Linked DNA regions of Mus musculus: region 2 is linked to region 1. A link is a loop called in an ENCODE intact Hi-C map of the cell type or tissue named here. Cell type or tissue: left cerebral cortex. All regions are shown on one strand. Links, peaks and the distances in the headings refer to the core of each region. The heading gives the core; the rest is flanking DNA.

Evidence for each region. Peaks named below come from ENCODE experiments on the same cell type or tissue, not always from the same donor. Only the 100,000 strongest peaks of a DNase experiment are listed, where the experiment ranks them.
Region 2: it touches region 1 in a loop (5-fold over the local background); 15 of 42 quality-filtered maps call a loop at or near these places.

What each region holds. Positions count from the first base shown.
Region 1 is chr10:44,456,310-44,463,846 of GRCm38, forward strand. It overlaps Prdm1 (PR domain containing 1, with ZNF domain), which reads right to left and starts at 2,439. Exons shown (of 7, transcript NM_007548.4): 1 at 2,158-2,439; 2 at 316-561. The coding sequence starts at 2,199. In left cerebral cortex, for the core only: CTCF peaks have their summits at 2,368 and 3,995; DNase peaks (open chromatin) are centred at 1,668, 2,499, 3,061, 3,306 and 1 more place; H3K4me3 peaks cover 1,523 bases.
Region 2 is chr10:44,523,389-44,530,925 of GRCm38, forward strand. It overlaps a transcript of Prdm1 not described here. Among named protein-coding and RNA genes, the nearest start is that of Prdm1, 68 kb to the left of the region's middle. In left cerebral cortex, for the core only: no CTCF peak of the experiment used is centred there; DNase peaks (open chromatin) are centred at 3,837, 4,525, 4,985, 6,162 and 1 more place; H3K4me3 peaks cover 1,454 bases.

The sequences.
Region 1 (7,537 bases), core at 1,545-6,544:
TTTCCTTTAAAACTGTCATCCAAGAGGGCCAGGGGGTGAAGCACTGAGCCCTTTACCATGCTGCCCACCAGTGCTGCCAGTTAGCTTTCCCAAGACATGTCAACTTGCCAAAAAATTTAACTGTTTACTAATTAGTATAGGACAGCTGAAGGGAGGAAGAAATGAATAGGAATTGGTTTGAAGAGAAAGCAAGGAAAACAGCCACTGGAGCGATCAATTATTTGCCAATGCATATAAATTCTCACGGTTCTCAGAGATAGTAGTAGGAGAGCTGGCCCAATTGCCAGTCAGACTTCAAGAAGGCAGCCGGCTTACCTCTTTGCTGTTGTTGGCAGCATACTTGAAAAGCAGGTTCCTTGGTAAGGATGCCTCGGCTTGAACAGAAGTACCCCCGTCAGCGCCGGAATCCCAGGGGTGGTCGTTCACTATGTATGTACACTTCTCTTCAAACTCGGCCTCTGTCCACAAAGTCATATCAGCGTCCTCCATGTCCATTTTCATGATCCCAGTCTCTGCCAGTCCTTGAAACTTCACGGAGCCGGAGCTAGACTTGGGGGCAGCCTGGAAGAGAAGGGAAAGGCTTTTAATCCCCATTGTCCGGCGCTCCTGTGCCTCCCTCTTAGAGGCTATGACTAACACGGTGCTCTGAAGACTTTAAAAGCTTGGAGTACTTGTACAGTTGAGTAAGAGTCCAAAGCCGTGTAAAGTAGACTGCCTTGAAGAAGCACGGTTTTAAAATGCAGCCTTTGGCTGAAAAAAAAAAAAAAAGCGTATATGTATATGTTAACCTCATCGGGAGAGAAAGAACAGCTACCTTTGAACAATCCTTGGCTTTATCACTCAAGGCAGAAATGTGTTGTGGGCGCTGCTGCGTCCTGTGTCCCGGGACGCCCGGGGTCATGGCCGCCAGACCCTCAGAGCTGTGGAAAAGCTGTCTCAGAGAAGTGTCACAAACAAGGGGAGGAAGAGGCAGGGGCGCTGCCTGCGTCTGAATGAAGCTAAAAATGGAAAACACGTGTGGTGCAGGAGCGGAACCCAGTCTGCCTTTTCCAAATGGGGAAAACTGAACTTTCCCACCAGCTCCCTAGCGAAGCAACTTTCAAAACAACTAGGTCCCCTCCCTCTGCCGCGCGCGCGCGCGCGTTCAGTCTCTTTCATCCTCCAGCAGGCAAGCCTGAGAGGGGTTGCATCCTGCCAGCATCCTTGAGTACCAGCCTTCCCGAGCTCCCATGGACCACAGGAAAAGAAAAATTGGGGAAGAGGGAAACACCCAGCAGTTTTGTTTGTTTTTTTAATCCGTGGGCATCTCGAGCCAGATAGAAAAATTAAAAACAAAACATATTAAAAAAAAAGTCAATAGAATTCCCTGAAGAGAATTCCTTTAGGAGCCCTCAGCCACAAATAGCACTTTCTATTTAAATGTGAAAGTGCATGAATTCCCAGAAGTCACTGAAGTGGCACAGTTTACTGTAACTAAAGTTATACAGAAGACTTGGGGATCCTCCTCTTATCTGCCCTCGGAAAAAGTCCTTTCCAAAGAGGAAAAGCAAGAAAGATAAAACAGCCTCTGCAACGTATTCCCACATAGACGCCGCAGATAAAAATTAGGAATAAGGATAACCATGTTAGAACGCGCGCTTGTGAAAATGTAAACACAGTACAGCGGGAGTCCCTCTCCGGAGCTGGTCTTTACAATTCGTCCCTAGATAGGACGCTCCGAGAAGGGGAAAGATGCTTACTTGTCCTTGTCCCGGGTACAACTTAAACTATCTCATTCTTATTTAGTTCCAACATGTAAGGTCATGTGGAACAAACGATGTTAAATACAAGTGAAAACCTAAGTCAACCCGGGATAGTTACAGTAATGTAAAGGCAGCGAGTGGCGAAGCGGACAAGAACCACTACTGAAATTTCAGTGAATTGACAATTATGTCTAGAACTGAAAGGGTTAATGATTCATACGGAGGAAAAAAGTCTTCTAAATGTTTGACAGTGCTCCGCGTACTAAAACAGAAGCGCTGGTTTCTACTGAGGCTTCATTCTTTTTTTTTTTTTAAAAGGGGGAGGGGGGAGAAAAGAAAAGTTAAAAAAAAAAGGAAGAAAGAAAAAGGGATAAAAGGTTTCAAATCGTATTAAAGACAGAATCTGGTTCCTTACCAAGGTCGTACCCACACGTTTTTCCAAGAGAAGATCCAACATCTGAGATAAGCCTCTCTCATGTCCACCCAGTCCACATCCTCCCGCGTCCCTGCCGGGCTGAGCAGTACTGACGCGCACCTCGGCGGTCCCTCCTTTTCTACGGCCGCGGGCCGGGCTCGCTCCGGGCGGACAGGTGCTGCGCGCTGCTCTTGCGTCTCCGCGACACTGGAGGGCCGAGTGTCACTGCAGCAGTGTCTGTGCGAGCGAGCGAGTGAGCGAGCGACTGACTACTCTTCCCCCTCCCTGCCCTGCCGCAGACTTCTTTACCAATACTGACGGTCTGATTCACTCCTACCAGCCGCCGCGATGGGGGCGTGGCCGCACCTGGCCAGCCCAGCCGTGCAGCGTGGGGTTCAGGGCTTCCCCCCACCGACTGCGACCCGCGGCAGCTTCCTCTGTTTGCAAATGGATTTCAACAAGGACTGGGAATCTTCTTACTTCCCTTTGCAGGCGCTTGCCCTCCATGTTTACCCACACTACGATTGTATTCTAAGTCCTCCGGATCGCTAGCTTCCTGTCGCGGCAGAGCGGGGCGGGGTGGGGGACTCCTCCTCAAAAGAAAACCCTAGTCACCTAAACTCGGTGTCTCAATTACAGGATCCGACGTACTTCGAAGGAAAGAGCTAAAGTATTTTGGCAGCACATGCAATACAATTTCGCTGTGTAGTCCTGGAGTCATTGCCAATGAAATAAATATTCTAAGGCGGTTCTCCTCTAGTATTAAACGTATAGGATTTCATTTCTCCTGCTAACTGAATACATTCAGCTTAGGTAGACCTAACTTCCTCCTTTCGACCATTTGGAAATAGGGAAACAGGAAAAAGTTATAATCATATATACTGGTTTTGTTGTCCCTGCCTCTCATGCCCAAACCCACAGCCAGGCTTCCGAGCGTGTGCGTACAATGGAGAGTAGGAATGCTTCCCAGTTAAAAAGGGGATGTTGGGCTGGGGGCAGTGAGTGGAAAGCTGTTGGAGGCAGTAATTAGTGGGGCTCGTTCTGAGCCTGGCCGGCTTTTCCTTCAGCCCCAGTCTGTCTTCTGGAGAAGGAAGGACATCCTGTGATGATGGCATACAATGTCCTGTTTGTTTATTATTAAGAGCGTGGACCTTGCATTCCTGCTTCTCATTACAAAACAAACCAGATGCGGTACTTCCTTCAATGGTCTTTTGCCTTCAGCAGGGATCCTCCAATTCACAGAAACAATGCTGCTAAGGGCCCATTTATAGCCAGCATCCCATCACAGCGACTTTTTAGATCACAGAAACTCAAGTCTTCCCCTTATCTTGCTTGCCTCATCGCAGGTTCCCCTCACCCCCACCCCCATTTTTAAAAATCATCTCTCCCAAAAGTTTACGATGTGGTATCTTTTCTAGTATTCTAAACACACGGGGCATACACACCCACCCACATCCAGATCCACACCCACATTCACACACCCAGACCCAACCTAATGATACCAACTTAGTCATACAATGAAGTGGACATTTGAGTATTTGTTTACAGGAAGAAATGAAACACAGCAAAACAAAAGCCCAACTCAATCATAAAGACAGGCTTGTTCTTCTGTTTTCCTTTCAAGAAACTTTCCCAGAAAAATTTTTTTGGGGGGGAGGGGTGTGTGGAAGGTATCACAGAAAATGATATGTGCATCTAAAAAATCCTTCTACAATTTATGTAGTTCGGAACAATCAAATTTATACCGGGGACAAGAGTAGAATACACTGGGGGGGGGGGGGGGGGTTGTAGGTCCACCTGTTATTTCATTTTCTGCCAGAGGGGGCGCTAGCACCAAGAAGAAACAGGCTGTTAGCTTGCTCTTGTGCCAGGGCTATATACAGAGAAACCCTGTCTCCAAAAACCAAAAAAAAAAAAAAAAAAAAAACCCAAAAAAACCAAACCAAAACAAAACAAAAAAACCCGAATGAACAATTCTTAAGAGTTCTCAGAAAGGTCCAAGTGATAATTAAACAAAAGAAATCCAGCCTCCTGCAGAGGGTTTATTAACCGATGCTGAGTCAGCACCACTATGGACAGAAAAACAATGTAGTCATCTCAGGGTCTGGCCTGCTGCTAGCTGTCTCCACTGCACAGCAGTTAACACGGTTTACCCTGCTTTCCTTTCATGAAAAACTTTGCTCTTGGGGCACAGATACCATGTAAGTGTCAGTGATTCCACCACTGTGGTGTAAAGAAAGAAGCAAAGGGTGGCAGTCAGAGTGGGAAGAGGGCTATTTTAAGCCAAATGTTTGCTTTAATGACTGGAAGATGCCTGTGAATCAACTCATGGTTAATTAATATCAGCCTGGGCTCACCTTCCGAGGTGGCGAAATAGGCTTGAGTCTAGGGAGGACGCAAACATCAAATATCAGTGTGAGGCTCATCCAGGCAACCCTAAAATTAGTTCCAGGTGTTCCAGCTGTGCTGGACAAAGCCATAGGTGAAACCATCAGGAAACAAAAAAACAAAAAACCAAAAAACCAAAAAAAAAAAAAAAAAGGGATAGAGCATCATTGGAGTATAATATCCTTGAAGTATTTGCTCCAGGACAAACGAACACGAGATGAGGGGGAAACAAAACAAACAGTTCCAGGCCAAGTTCTGATGCTGACGGTGGTAGTTAAGGAGAGATAGTGGTATAAGCTAAGATGAAGGGCAAATTCATATTATAGCACTTAGGTAGCGTCCAGAGCAGAACAGCTAAGCAGGGCCTGACTGTGGGCTGAGCGCCACCCAGCACCCTCCAAAGGCTGGAGCCCCGCACTCCCGGATGTGGACACTAAAGCTAGGAGACCAGGAGGTGCTAGTGCCTGTGCACAGCACAAAGAACTGAAGTGGCCATGGTCTGGAATCCTAAGTATTAAAATATTCCTTCTAGGAGCTGGAGAGATGGCTCAGTGGGTAAGAACACTGACTGTTTGTTCTTCTGAAGGCCCTGAGTTCAATTCCCAGCAACCACATGGTGGCTCACAACCATCTGATGCCCTCTTCTGGGGTGTCTGAACACAGCTACAGTGTACTTACTTACATATAATAAATAAATCTTTTTTTTTTTTTTTTTGTTTTTTCGAGACAGGGTTTCTCTGTATAGTCTTGGCTGTCCTGGAACTCACTCTGTAGACCAGGCTGGCCTCGAACTTAGAAATCCGCCTGCCTCTGCCTCCCAAGTGCTGGGATTAAAGGCGTGCGCCACCACCGCCCGGCAATAAATAAATCTTTTAAAAAATATTTCTTCTAAGCAACACGCTGGATACAGTTTTGGTCGGTTTTTTTTTTTGTTGTTGTTGTTGTTGTTTTTTGTTTTGTTTTTTCATTTTCTCCAGTGTCAGGACACCCCAATCTCAGCAGCTGTCTTCATTCATCTGTGAAATGGTAGCCCATCACAATCCCAATAGCTATGTTCTCTGAAAGCCCCGTCCCTTTCTTTTGATGCATCAGCAAACCCACCATTCGTTCAGTTTCAGCTCCTGGGCCAGGTTCCCCGCCCCTTTAGTCTTTGGGTAGGTTGGGAATCACTCTGTAGGCGGCCAGATGACTATGAGCAAAACGACTATAGTAGCTGCTATTGCGGCACGGAGGGAACCTGAGCACCAAATCTGGAGACTGGACTCCACTTGGGCTTAAAAAAGTTTTTTTCCCCTAAGGAAAGTAAGAAAAAAAAAAAAGGGATAAAATATGCTCAAGATGAAACGGGTTTTCATTTTCTAATTCAACTCCTGCTATAGCCAAACAAGGTCAATGACAGGCTAACCACATCAATAGATCACCCCCCACCCTCTTCCCCACTCCCTACTCACCCACCCACCCTCAACCCCCCACACCCATTTCCCACTTCCTGTAAGCTAGGCATCTTCATGCTGGTAAACATTTGGGGACCAACTGTAAGCCTGAGCCTTAGAGAGGGGCACTGTGGCTTCGAAGCCCTCCCACATGTCTCAAAGCCGGGCTGAGAACTGGAGGGGCACTTGGCTTTTAAACTTTAACAGCCTTTTCAACTCTAGTCAACCGGGCTTGGCTTCTCTGGGCTGCCTTCCATTTTTAAAAGCCGGACAAGAAGAGCAAGTTATGTGTGTGAGTGAGAGAGAATGTATGTATGACACATGCTGTGTTACAACGCCGCGTGTGTGTCATGGGTGTGATATGTGTATGATATGTTTCAATGGTGTGTTAAATCAATCTAAAAATAGCATAAGCTTCCTTTGCGTGACACATAACTCACCCCTCCCCCCAACTAGGACAAACATTGTCAGGGCCTAGACTTGGGAATGGTGATCCTAGCGGCCTGTGGGATGGTAGAGGATGATGTCACTGTTTTGACTTCCTAAAGAAGAGAAACAAAGATTAAGTAAATTAAAGCAGAGCTCTCTTCTCGTAATGTAACAAAGATAAGCACTCTCCTAAGGTCGGTAAAAACTTTCAAGATGGCTGCCATGTCAGGATGCCTCAGCATATTTTGGTCCTGTCACAGTTCTGGTTTTATCTGATTATCCACATACTTTTAAGTTATTTATTCAGTTGAACATCCACCAACTTAACAAATAGTGCCAACAGTAACCATCGTGTCCCTGGCAAACGGGGAAAACCACTGTGGGTTTCTAAGATCTGATTGCCTTTCTAACTATGTTTTTATTATAGTGATTCAGACATGAGAGGGATCTTAACTCCTGAAAAAGGCTGTGGGAAAAGCAATCATTTCTGAACCCAGAAGACATCTATCCTGAATTTGGTGGGAAAAGGAATGAGCCTGAACTAAGACGAGCCAGGGCAGGGATGCTTAGGGAGAGAGAGGCAGCAGGGCAGGTGCACGCTCATGGGCACTTTCCTTGAAAAATCTTCTCTCAGAGTCTGAGGGAGGAAGGATAGCTTCCACATCAGTGAGAGCCTGGGACCAAAGTACACCTCTCTCTTTCAGTGAGAGGAGAGGCCTCACAGCAAGGAGAAAGGCTCACAGTGGAGAGAAAAAGACATCGGTGTACACAAAGCCTTGGGCTCAATTCCTAGCACAGCACAAAGCAAACAAAGTAACATACGCCTATAATCTCCACCTGGGGGTGTTGAGGCAGGAAGATAAAAAATTGAAGGTCATTTTCAGCTACAAAGCAGGTTAGCCTAGCATAGAGGCTCTGTCATGGAGGCAAAAGGGTGTGTGTGTGTGTGTGTGTGTGTGTGTGTGTGTGTGATGACTACGCCTCATCCTTTCTAAGGGAAGATTGCAGATGGTAGAGGATGTGTCTCTGTGTGTGTATGCATGCATTTGCTTGATAGTACATATGTGCACTCAATTTCTCCAGGAGTTAGAAGCAGATAAAGAGAACTAAAGAAGTAGTCATGAGTTCTA
Region 2 (7,537 bases), core at 1,666-6,665, 67 kb after region 1:
TGTGCTGAGGATTGGACGCAGGGCCTTGCACGCGTTAGGCAAGTGCTTTAGCACTGAGCCATATTCCCAGTCCCACAAATCTTCTCAAAGTACATTTTTCCCCGAGTCAGATGTCGGTAGGAAAAGTTCATCCGACTTAGTGGTTTATGTAGATCTGGATTTTTCTATTACTAAAGCTTTTCAGGTTTTAGATCAATTTCTGTCAAGTACAGAAAATACTTATCGTTAAAAGTAGAGTAGCTTTTCAAAGCCCTTTGTTTTTGATGTGTGTGTCATATTTAAAGTGTCTTTCTAGCTAACAACAGAAAGAAAAGGCTAACATTTAGCCACACAGGCCACTTTGATGAATTCTGAATAACATACTCAGACATAGCAGGAAACACTGAGAAGCAGCTGAGTTCATCTGTAAGAACAAAGTTGTTGGAAACCTCCACCAGAAAAGAATCAAATTAGTAATAAAGATACTTAGAATTCATTGATTCAAGCTACTTATAATTTGCCATTACACAAATTAATGTAAAAAGAGAAACTACCTAAACATATGATTTTCTAATAGGAAGTTTCTAGACTCTTAACAACCAGTTTACTTGGAAAGTTTTGTTCCAGCACACAATATCATCTTAATAACTGAATTAGTTACAGATTGACGATTTGCTGTCAGATGCTAATTAGGCATTTTCTTTTCAAGCAGTGACCCCCATCATTACTAAAGCTTAAAGTATCCTTCCATTTAAAAGAAGCAAACTATTTTTCTTTTACAGTAATAATGTTCAGCACACATGCTTTTGTTCACATATTATCCACATGGTGTGTTAGGAGCCACAGAGCCACATTTAAAATTTCATTAGGAAAAACCCCACACACACTCAGCTCAGGCAACTGCTGAGAGACAGCTGCTAGAAACAACTTCCCACTGCAATGCTGTGTGTAGAACTTTGTAAAGGCTACAAGGAAGTGTGGCTAAATTTGGGGGAGAAAAAAAATCTCCTTCAAATTCAACTATATTTTGAAGGTCATGAATCTTAATACATTTAAGATTTTAGTGTAGAGCAAAAAAAGCTTTACTGAAATCGAGGCTGTATAATTCTTTTAAAAAATATGTACTCAGAAACTTTCATCTAAATACTTATTCTAAAACCCAGAAACCTATATTCCCAATCAATGCTAGGAAGTTGTGATGCCCCCGATGACTTTATCATTCCCAACAAATCAGGAAACAATCCAAAAATTTTCCTTTCAAAAATGCAAAATGCATGGGCTAGGAACTTTTTGAGGGCAACCTCTCTGATCTACTTCCGTGTTAGAAGGGCTGAGGAGTCACTGGCAGCAGAACCCAGAGAACTTTAACATCATCACCTGCAACCTTCAAGGGGAGCTACCCGGAGCTATTCCTATATATAGATCAACACCAAAGTGCCAGGAGACAGACCAATAACATTTGTTTATAACTGACCGAAATCATTTTATCAATTAAACCTACATCAAATTACATTGGTATAATAAGACTGAAGAGGAAACAAACAGAAATAACTTAGGACACATTTAACCCTGGTCTAGCATTCATTCTGCATGAAGGAACTTGTTTGTGAACGGCTTTCATTTATCAATGACCTTTACATTTATCAATGGGACTTATTTTTTGAGTGCTAAGTTCCTTGTCTTTGCTCCCTGTGTCATTTATATTAGATTTCCCACTTAGGAAGATTCTAAGGCTCAGACCTCTATCAGCTGTCAGTGAACAGTATTCTCATAGAGTTAAAGAAATCTCAGTCTGAAAACAAGCAGCTATGTTTGGAGCAGAAGTTTGTTTTCTTGTAACCCAAAGAAGACAAATCAAAACCTAGTGTGTGACTCTAAGGCAGGAGATAGCCTATTTGGTTAAAATAATGTTTACTTTGTGTCAGAAACAAAGGATTCTAGTTTCTGTCTGCCAAAGTGGGTAATTTTAACTCTACCTGTCCCTAAGAGGCATTGTTACTAGAAAATAAGGAGGACCCAAAAGGCTCCAATGGAGAGGGGTTCTGAAGAAGACACAGACAGCACAATGTAATGAATGTCCTCTTGGCCTTTAACATTTAAAAACATTGAAAACAGGCACTGAGATCCACAAAAGGGTGATAGGCTATTTTTACACAGAAACTGATTTTTGCTAAATGCTTTTTGAAACATGGCATGTATTAAAAACACCGTTTAAGCCATAAGAATTTTCGCCAGTGGATTTGCTAAGTACTGTAGAGAATAGCTTGACTTCCTGCACCTTGTAATGTGTACGAAATGGATAATTTATAAAGACAAATCTGTACCGTGCAGCATAGAGTCTAGAAGAACATCAAGCTGTAAGAGCAAAAACTAGATGCAGGAGAATGTCCTGTTTAGTTTATCCTGATGTCGTATACTTATATTCAAATCAGATAGGCCAGATTGCTAGTTTTACCACAGAGAAAAGCTAGCAAACATTTCATTTTTCAGACAGCTATTAGAGAAAAATCTGTATTTATGTTTATATTTCAAGGTACAAAAAGTTTGCTAACATTAATTCACATTATGTATATTTAAAAAAAAACTATAGTTAGCCAAAAACAAAAACAAAAAACCCTGCTTAGCCATCTCTAGGACAGTCAGTTTATGATAAAACAAACAAACAAAAAACAACTAAAAAACCAAACTTAACCAACTGGGAACATGCTGTGTTTTAGGGATTTCACTTTTTTTCAGTCAGAAACATTTTTTAAAATTGAATTTCCCAAGAGCTGAAGGAAATGTAGAGAGGTCTAGAATAAGAAGGGCCCTAAGCATCCTACTGCAAACTTTTCCAAGGCAGAACCAGGAAGTGGTGCCACTACTAGACTCTGGAACAAATGTTCCCGGTGGCTTTGTACCACAATGTTTAAAAACATCATATTTTAATTTCAGGCCTTATAAACTAAAGATGTCCCCCCCCCCCAAACTAATTACACTATTATTTTGGATCAGAGTTTGCGGCTGACAACATCTGTTAGAAACTCAATTGTGCTTCCTAATTAAAGAACTAAGTCTAGTTGATGAAAAAAAAAAAAGTTTAATTCAAAGGGAGCTGTAATACTGTGAAAATAACCAAATAATTTTCCCCCACAAATATCCTCCCTGGGAGAAAGAGGCTTTCAGTGGGAACAGAGCTTCCCAACGGTCTGTGTCGTGTATCTACTGTTTATTTTATTATTTTTCCTATTTACTGGGTCTTTCCTGTTACTTTATTTACAGCTGAATACTCACTTAACCAATGTTTTTTTTTTCCCCCTCAATTATTCCTCCTCTGCTGTTTTATTCAGCAAAGCAGAATAGTTTCAAAGCAAAGCAGTTTCAAGTCAGGCCTTTCCCTTTTGTTCTGTTTACAAGTGTCTGTTGAATCAAAACATTTAAAACTTTAAATAGTAATCCTTGAAGGTTCCTTTTAAAAAGAAAGGAAAAAAAAAAAAAAGTAAATCCTCGCAGAAAACGCCCAGGCTGCTTGTGAAAGAGGCAGCGCATGGTTCATTGATCCCATAGTGAACGTGACCACGCTGGGTAGGTACTCAGAGCTGGCACCTGCCCAAGCCCTCCTCTGCCTGTGCCTAACCTCTATGCTTGCCAGGAACCGAGAACCTAAAAAGGTGCGAGTAAGGTGAGACGTAACCAGGAACTTAAAAGTGTCATCCTGAGTAGGACTCATCTCTCCGGATTTCAAAAATCGGAAAAGGTAGCTTGGCAGCTCCAGGCGCTGCCCTCCGGGCCACCCCTCCAGCTCTGCGCCCCTAAGTTCAGCGCGATTGCGGTGCTAGCGGTTAGCGAAGGTGCGAAGGCTGGAAAGCTCGAGTAGCCCCGACTCTGGTTTAGACTGCCTGGCTTGCTCACCAATTACACTAGATTGCAAGCCCAGCAGCCATCCACGCGGCAGAATCTGCTCTGCACTTAGGAAGTGGCAGGCAGCACCCTAGCCAGTGACAGCGGGAACTCCGGGCCAGGCCAGGAGTTCTCGGAAAGTTTGTCTGCACAACCCATTCCTCCCTGAGCCTGGAGGGACGCGACACAGAAAGATCCCTCTGGTATCCTTAGGGTCTCTGTCAGCACCCTTGGTTCTCTTTATCTCCGAACGAAAGCAATCTCTGGGTCATCCTAAACCCACTCACTCCTTCTTTGGTGACTTTAAAGAAAGGGCTCCAGTTCAAAGAAGACGCACAAAGGGTGTGTCTGCTCCCTCTCACCTACTCGAGGGTCTGGCAGCACCAGTGTTCCTGCAGAACAGCTGTCCACCCCTCCCCCGCCTCACCGCCCCCCCTCCCGCCTTTAAAATAATTTGCGCAATCGTGCACTGCGTAGTCTAATTGCAAGCCGCTAGCTGCGAATTCCTTTTTCAATTTGAACCAGTCTGGACTCTCCCTCCTCTGGGTCTTACCTTGTCTCCCTAGCCTCCCACCGAGTCTCCGTGTCCTAATGGTGGCATCTGGGACGTGTGACACCCCTGATCCCCATCCCCAGAGTCGCTCTGCTCTCTGTCTCCCATGTCCCTCTCCCAGCATCTAAAACTTTGGGTGCTGTTTTTGCGCTACCGAAGAAGAGTAAACGTAATTGCCCCTGTTCAGTTGGGGCAGGCCTTTTAGAATTTCCGACATTATATTAAGTTTACATTTCAAAATAAGGTGTATCCGATTCTGCGTTTAATCAACCAACGGGTGACACGAAATTCGACGTTTTCTTTGAACAGACTGAAGGGAAAGATCTAAGGTCTTCCCTTCCATCCACAGACTGAAGGGAAAGATCTAAGGTCTTCCCTTCCATCCCGTTTTAAATTTTTAAATAATGAATGCCGTCGGAGGAATGAAGCAACAGGAGGTCCCCTCTGGTTTACTGTCCCCAACACTGGAAATCTTTCCCCACACTGATATCCTAATTTAAACACCACCCCGGCTCCATTCTTTGAAACCCCATTTCTTAAGGTAGCAAGAGTAACGTTTTAAAGACCTTGCACTGTTCCACGGCTCTTCGCAGTCCTAAGCGGCACACCTGAGCAGCCCGGGCAGCTCCCGACGACCTCCGGCTGCAGAACCTTCAGTCTTCCCTGTGGCACGTTTTCTGTGCCTCAACAAACTCCCAAAACAAGCAACTTCGGTGAATGCAAACTAAGCTTTCTCGGGAGAAACGTCAAGGCAGCTACAATCCGTCTCTGATTACACAAACATACCTAAGGGCAGGTTGGAGAGTGACGAGGGCTTTGGGGGTGGGGGTTTGTCTGCTCAGAGGTGGCTGAAACCAGTTTTCCCATTGTTATTTAGCTAAGAAAAGCTAGCTTTTGTTTTGTGGTAGATATTAGGGATTAAAAAACGCCAACGCCACAGTTCCCAGGAGTCTTTGAGATTATGGAAAAATCTAACCTCAAGTGAGGAATTTGGTTCTTTTAGATTACAGCACCGAATGAAGTATTAAGATTTTTATGAGGAAAAACGTCCAGTCACTTAAAAATTTTTCTATAGAGGCTGGAGAGGTGGCTCAGTGTGTAAAGGCGCTTGCTGCCAAGTCCGAAGACCAGGGTTCATTCCCACACAGTGGAAGGAAAGAACCGACTTTCACAAGTTCGCATCGTGGAATGCTCCCCACCCAAAAACCTAAATATCACTTTAAATATTACTAAGAACTGACGTTGCATCCTGCTACCTGCCCTGTATTTCAGTAACTCAGCTCCCCTCTGGCGTCTGTCAAAATAGGAAAAATGGCAACAGCAACGTCGGAACTTATTGGATTTTGCTCTGGAAACCCAAAACTTCAGATTCCCTCCAGTTATCATTGTGCACATTCGCTTTAATGGAAGGAGGCACACAGTCCTGATTCCCTCTTTGGCCTGCAGAACAGAGCTAGAAATCCCATCGTTCCTGGGTCCATTGGCCACACGTGTGCAAGCGGCTCCCGCAGCTGATGGAAGGTGGCTCATCCAGCAGTGGACGTGTGAATATGTGAGGGGACTTTGGGGGGGTGGCTGGAGCGCACCGGGCTGCAACCCACTCTGTGCTCTGATTCTCATAGTACCAGCCGGGCTAACTCGCCTACAACCGGCGAGCAAGGCTCTGGAGGACCCGGTCGGGTCCCAACCTGGGACCTCCAGGATTGGACAGCCTCTAGCCACGTGACCAGCACTCCGCTCGCTCGCGCCCCGCCCCTTCCCGCCGCTCGCGCAGTCCGCGGAGCACTGCACATACCTGGCACTCACTTTCACTTTCTGCGCTGGAGGTTCACGCACGAATGATAACTTTTTGTTTTGGCTCTTTTAGATTTTTTTTTTTTGAGGCAACCAGTGCAAGAGGAAGACGTCGGAGGAGAAACGAGTCGAACCCGTTCATGGCTGGGGGTAGCGTGGGAGGAGTAGGGAGGTTGCGTGGGGGAGCGGTTCTTGGCGGGGAAACCGGATTGCTCGCCTTACAAGAGCACAGCTGTCTGAGCTTTTGTGTCCGTGAAATGTCCTGGGAAGTGACACCCACCGCCAGGGCATAGCAAGCAAAAGTCTCAAACAAGTAGAAGCTCCATCCTTCAAACCCTGATATAATCCTTTGTTTATGAGAAGGAAAACCTGCCATGTAGTTTGCTGGGTTAACTGAAGTTAAAGGGCCTCTTGTTAGCCCACGTGGGTGACTTGCTTGGCATTAGTAAGGCAAAAATCCAAAGAATAGTCTCTGCTAGCTCTGGGATCAGCGGGTGACTCAGAAGCAATCCAAAATGTTTGCCCACGTACTCCGCAGCGCTTACCTATTATCTGTGTGCAGCTGACCCTCTAAGATGCTCCCCATGGCCCAAGAAATCTCATCTCTTGGAAGTCAATAGTCCAGGTCATGTTGTTTATTATACAGAGCTTAGTTAACGTTTTGTACATTTTACCTGTGAAGTTCTGGCACATAGCATCAAATTGCCTTCCTCCCTTGTCCATTTTCTTTTCTTATGCAGCACCTTCATCTTTAACAAGCCAGGGAAGTTGTAACAGGAAGATTGGGTTTTAGAAAGAAAATTGCTTTGCCTTCTTTCAAAAGATGTCTCCACCACTTGGTGGCATTTAACAGGTTCTAAACTGAGTCCTTTGTTTTTGTTTTGTTTGTGTTCCTAAAGAGTAATAGGAAACCAACTTTACAAAGTGTGGACAATTACCTAGTATAGTTTCTGGTACAAAATAAACGCTCAATGGATTATTATTACAATTGGGTTTACTCTCCTCCTATGGAGTTTTACCTGACTGTGCTAGTGGCCTTTCTTTTATTTTCATGTAGAAGTTTGATTAAGGAGAAAGCAAAGCTCATAAAGCAATTTGCTTCAATCATGTGTTGTGATAAGTAACTTCTACTGGCTAACTACATGTCCTTTTGAAAGTAGTTCCTCAAATTTGTTTTGAATATATAATAGTGCCTTTGAATTTTCTTAACTTCTCCCATGCACTTTTACCAAATGACAGAGTTAGGCTTATACTACTAGTTATTTCACAACTAAACATGGTGACTTTTAGGGGGAAACGCTATTATTTTCTCTGGGTAGTTAGCTGAATGTC